2 separate regions of the Homo sapiens genome follow, and region 2 is linked to region 1. Evidence: chromatin loops called from intact Hi-C (ENCODE). Cell type or tissue: endothelial cell of umbilical vein. All regions are shown on one strand. Links, peaks and the distances in the headings refer to the core of each region. The heading gives the core; the rest is flanking DNA. Region 1 overlaps ATP11B-DT (ATP11B divergent transcript). Region 2 overlaps SOX2-OT (SOX2 overlapping transcript).

Region 1 (2,925 bases), core at 132-2,631:
GAGAAGAGGAATTCTGTTGAGGAAGTTACTAGGGAAGATGAATGGATCAGGGAACAGAGATTAATTAACTTGTATGTTATTTTGTCAAAGGGTCTATTAGGTGTGATTACATTCTTGGTCTTACAGGAAGGGAAGGAAAAACAATTATTCCTTTTGATGGGTCTAGATCTTGGGCAGATAAAGGAACTTCAACTTCATCTTGTGCTTTGGGAGAGATGGTGGAGCAAAGAGGGGAGGCCAGAGAGATTTTGCGGCTTCTTCAGTTCAGCATGTCAAAACACTATACTTGGGATGTTGATTTCTGAGCCCCAACAATACTGTAAGTATAACCACCTGGTGGTGAAATCAGTTTAGTGTGTCATGATCTGTATTTTAAAAAATAGAATAGAAAACAGCAGAATACATGACACAGAGTAAGTACTTACACGTATTGTTTTGTGAATTTTTCATACACATGTACATCAGGTCACAATATAAAAGCAATTTCCTCCTATTGGTTATGGTTAGAAAGGTTTGAAAAACATTGAGATGGCTAAATACAGAACTTAAGGACTTAAGAAGGCAGGCACCAGCTATAAAGGAAAGGGAAAAAAATGCTTGGAGCCAGTGGTAATTCATTCAATCCACACTTATTTCTTACATGTGTTGAGCATCAAATGTATGCATAACAACTGCCTAAAACTAGGAGGAGACGCAAAGGCAACTTTTAAGGTGAGCCTCTTTTCCCTGGGTAGTTTAAAATCTAGTTAGAAAAAGAAGTTGCAGAGGGGAATCAGTTAAATAACAATCCAAGTCAGTATGGGATTAAGTCCTGAAGAACTATACTGACAGTAGACACTCATTTCAGAAAATTGATGTGAGCAATAGCAGTTGGGGAAGGCTTCAGAAGAAAGGAGCTGAATTTAAGCTGAACTTGAAGTGGGAGGATGAAGGTAGGAGGGAAAGACTTTCCAACAGGAAGAAATGCAGGAGCAAATACAGAGTCAAGAAAGCTCAAGATGTTTGAGGTACAACTAACTTGGTGTAATAAGAGGTGAGATTGGGTAAGTAAGGGGAGGCATAGTGTGGGGTGAGTTTCTGTCTAGTCATAAGAGTTTACAGGAAATGGGCAATCTCTGGAATTTTCTGATCAGGTTAATGGCAGGATGAAATCAGAGTACTAGTCCATTGACACTATATGTGATAGGTTGGAGAGAGAAGAAAGGTCAGATAGGAAGTTATTGCAAGAGTGAAACATTAAGTTGAAAAGTGCTGGACTGGCAAAGAACCAGAAGTAACAAACTGTTACAGGAAGCTGTGCTGTGATGCAGGGAAACTGGAAAGTTAAGCTGTACCAAGTGAAGTAACAGAAACTCCGAGAGAGTAAGTTTACCAGCATCTCATAACAACCACTGAATAAATGGTAAATATGGTTCTTATTGTTGAGTAAACTTGTTAATGTAATTCTGTGCTAGTTATACTGTGAGACATGATCATTCCCAAGAGAAAAACATCTCCTAGTTCAGTACAGTATTCTCAGCTATAACACAGACAAAACAAAGAGGGCTGTTTTTCTTGATGAGAACATCTTGGACCATCAATAGGAAGCACAGACTATGATCTTGTTAAGGTCGACATTTGTGGCTCATTCATTCTGGTACCCACAGCGTCTAAGGAGTACTCAGTAAATGTAAAATGAACTAAGAAAGCCAACGACCGAGTATATGGAGAAAAACATCAAAGTGATATAGAGCCAAGCACACTGAATAACTTTAGTAGATCCCAAACTATGCAGTGAGACCGGTGGTCACCATCATTTAGATCCAGGGCACTTCCTGTTGTGTGCCTTTCAGAACTCTTCAAGGGTCAGTCTGCTTGAAGGACACAGCCTCGCCAATCTGTTGCCCTAAATATTTCTATAGTGATGGAGCTATCAGATGGGCATCAGAATCTGCTCTATCTCATTTTTTAAAAGGACAACTTTTGGCTGGGTGCAGTGGCTCACGCCTGTAATCCCAGCACTTTGGGAGGCTGAGGCAGGTGGATCACGAGGTCAGGAGATCGAGACCATCCTGGCTAACATGGTGAAACCCCGTCTTTACTAAAAATATAAAAAAAATTAGCCGGGCCTGGTGGCAGGCACCTGTAGTCCCAGCTACTCAGGAGGCTGAGGCAGGAGAATGGTGTGAACCCGGGAGGCAGAGCTTGCAGTGAGCCAAGATCACACAGCTGCATTCTAGACTGGGTGACAAAGTGAGACTCCGTCTCAAAAAAAAAAAAAAAAAGGACAACTTTTCACTTCCTCAAAATCATCAATCTAGTACTAGGTTACAAATTATTCCATTTAAAAAGCATTTTCCTTCTGATTATCATTTCAGGATTTCCAGACCAGACTTTAGGCAAAGAAAGAACAGACTTCAAGCAAACTTTTCTCTACTGAATAGGATTATATATTTTATCACCTTGTGAAGAATTTCATCAGAAACAACATCTCATTGCATATTTGCATCTTTTCTTGAAAATTCCTCAAATATATCTATTGTGGGCAATTACATGAATTCATCTTTATTTTTTGGCTACTTATGCTTACACAGAACTGATACTCAAAGCCAATGTGAGAATTAGAACTCACAAAAATGATCACTTTTTTGAAAGGTGAGAAAGTACACAAAACATAAATATGTTCTGTACCTTCCTTCTTCCTTATTTTAAGTTGCCTTTCAATAACTTGATACTATCTTTGGATGAACTGGACGTGGGATTCTGTCACCTCTCTTATGAAAGACAGAATGGGGAAAAAATGAATGAACTTTGTTGTATACGTTTTTGGGTTAAGGAGGGAAGGAAGTTAAATAGCCAAGTGGCTTCTGATTGAATTACTGACAGAAATATTGGTGGCCTCAGATCAGCTGCAGCAGAACTAAAATTGTTAAAACTGTTATCGTT
Region 2 (2,925 bases), core at 97-2,596, 1.2 Mb after region 1:
TTTTTCTAATCATGGTTATTTCAGGAAAAGCAAGTAGACAACTATGACTTGTGTGTATATAGCACAATGGTGTGTGTGTGTGTAGCGGTGGGTGTGAGAGGAAAGATTGGGTGGGAAGAGGATTTTTCTGGAATTTATAATACTTCTTCCTCATGTCTCAAACTTTTGTCTCTATACACTAGTATTTTAAAAAAACACATTCTTTTCTTTTTAGGTATTTGAATAATATCTGGGTCCTGTTTGACTGGAAAATGTGATCTTCCAATAGCTTTTATTTTTTGTTTGATGGCTTTGTCGTTTTTGTCAATGATAAGTCCTTATTCTAGCTTATGGCTTGATGATTCTTTTGGGTTGTACTGTGTTTATCCATGCATTCAATTATTCCTTCATTAATGTATCCTTTCCTTTTCTCATCTTACTAGTTGACAAGTATTCTGCTAGACATAGTTTATTCCTTTCTTTCTTCTAGTCTGCAAATTATGCCATTTCTAACATGAAACATGGAAATTATTCTAAATACACTGACTAAAAGATCACACTTAAACATATGGTTGTGTCCTATACCAAATAGAACATCAAAACCCATATTGTTTTTTGTTTTAACTTAATTTTTTTTTTTTTTTTTTTTTTTTAGAGATAGACTAAAGGAGTCCTCCTGCCTCAGTCTCCTTAGTAGCTGGAACTATAGGCACGCATCACCATGCCCAGCTCAATTTTGTTCCTGACAAATGTATTGGTCAGTGGGATCATGTAGACTGGTCTGTTTTTTTATTAAGAGGTTTTTCAAAGGAAGTCTCTAGAGCAATACCTTAGTCAAGGTAACTAAAATAGGCTTATCTGTAAATGGAGAAGAATTTCAGACTGGGATGGGTCAAAAGTTTCCTACATACAAAACCAGCCTTGTTTACTGGATAAACAAAATCTAAGTTTCCATGTCTCTCTAGGGGCTAAGGAAGGAAAAGTAACTATCATGCATGAATATGAAGTCATTGAAAGGATTCTTTTTAAGTACTCTGCTAGAAATGAGGGGTACAAAAATGATTAAAACATGAGCCTTGCCCTCAAGGAACTACTTCTCTCAAGAAGAAGATAAGTTAGATAAGTAAATCAATTATTATTATACAGCCATAAGATATAAAAGCGTAGCAAGCTATGAGATCACAAAGGAGGTGTATCTAAATTAGACTGGGACAGTGGGGTAAGAGGATAACATGCCAGAACTGAGTTTTTAGGAATGAGAATTTAATTAGCTGAAGAAGCGGGCCAAGGGAAGGTGCTGCATAAAATAGCATGACGAACTTGGGAATGTCTTTTTGTGAACGTACGAAGTACTGAGTTAACAGGGTGGGGATGGTGAAAATATCCCTTACACAGACCGGGCTCTCTCTGGTGTTTTCAGTTCCCTGACTCATTTCCTTTTCCTACCTCCTTTTCTTTTACTCAAGGTTTCTGGACAGAGTGAAATAGAAAGTCTTGTCTGTGGACATTTCAGAATTTGAAAGCTTCTGGCCTAGAGTGTAATGATGGGGTATCTCAAATGGGTATTCATGCTAACGACCTAGGTGAAACAGTAACGGGTGAGATTATAATACACTTGTGTGTCTCACAAAGATGTTGACATCTATGGAAATGATTTATTTCTCTATGCCAATGTTTTATTTGAATTTAGAGCCCAGAATAAGCAGCTTGTCACAAAGACCTCAAAATGTTTCTTATGTGAACAACCTCAAGAAAAGGAACCAAGACAATTGTTAGCAAGAAGATTGATCTGAGAATTAGCTCTAGCGTATTGAATGTTAAAGGTGTTTATTAGAAATGTCCACTCCATTTATAAATTCTCCGCTTAGCTAACTCCCACTCATCTTTTAGGTATCAGCTCTCTTGCTCTCTCTCTCTCTCTCTCTCTAAAGATATGTCTCATTTATCTTTATATTCCTCTCTCTCTCTCTCTAAAGATATGCCTCATTTATCTTTATATTCCTTTCTCTCTCTCTCTCTCTCTCTATACATATATATATATATATATAATTTTTATTTCTGAGAAGGTTTGCCTGATATTCTATATTAGATCACATCCTTCTGTTGTGTGTTTTTTCAGTACTTTGCATTTTTCCTTTGTAGCATTTAATATGACTCCAATTAAATACTGAATTATATAATTAATGGTTTCATATCAGTTTCTTTAAGTAGAATGTTAGCTTCAAGAGGGCAGGAATTGGGATTTATACAGCAATATCCACAATGCCTAGCCACATTTCTGGTACATAGTAGGTACTCAATAAATATTTTTTGAACGTTTTATTTACTTTTTATACCAATTTCAGTGAAACGCAAATGTAACAAATTAAAATGGACCAGAACTGCTAAGTAAAACCAGATCTACAGCTTCTAAAGCTAACTGGATCCTCCAGAAGTTTCTCAAATCTGACCCTGGCTCCTAGGAGAATTCAATTGATGGGACTAGGTTATCTCCTCTTCATGCTTTTAGCTGACCTCCTCATACCAGTTTGGCTCAAAATGAATCCAACATCTTCCCATTCATCTGTGTCAGGACATCTTTATTATTGCAACTTGCTTTCCTCAGGCCAGAGCTTCCTTCGTTATTGAGTTCCAACTGGAAAAGTCACTGTGCCAAGCATTTGGGATAAAAACATGAATCACACCTGTAATCCCAGCATTTTGGGAGGCCGAGGTAGGTGGGTCACGAGGTCAGGAGTCCAAGACCAGCCTGGCCAAGATGGTGAAATCCTGTCTCTACTAAAAATACAAAAAAAAAAAAAAATTAGCCAGGCGTGCTGGCGGGCACCTGTAATCCCAGCTACTCAGAAGGCTGAGGCAGGAGAATTGCTTGAACCCGGGAGGCGGAGGTTGCAGTGAGCCAAGATCCCGCCACTGCACTCCAGCCTGGGCAACAGAGCGAGACTC

The links. Peaks named below come from ENCODE experiments on the same cell type or tissue, not always from the same donor. Only the 100,000 strongest peaks of a DNase experiment are listed, where the experiment ranks them.
Region 2: it touches region 1 in a loop (3-fold over the local background); 1 of 110 quality-filtered maps calls a loop at or near these places.

Annotation. Positions count from the first base shown.
Region 1 is chr3:182,787,859-182,790,783 of GRCh38, reverse strand. ATP11B-DT (ATP11B divergent transcript) reads left to right here. Exons shown (of 3, transcript NR_187316.1): 2 at 2,358-2,634. Among named protein-coding and RNA genes, the nearest start is that of ATP11B-DT, 4.0 kb to the left of the region's middle. In endothelial cell of umbilical vein, for the core only: no CTCF peak of the experiment used is centred there; a DNase peak (open chromatin) is centred at 1,203.
Region 2 is chr3:181,621,013-181,623,937 of GRCh38, reverse strand. The region is part of intron 5 of SOX2-OT (SOX2 overlapping transcript); the gene reads right to left. Among named protein-coding and RNA genes, the nearest start is that of SOX2, 89 kb to the left of the region's middle. In endothelial cell of umbilical vein, for the core only: no CTCF peak of the experiment used is centred there; a DNase peak (open chromatin) is centred at 1,387; H3K27ac peaks cover 1,868 bases.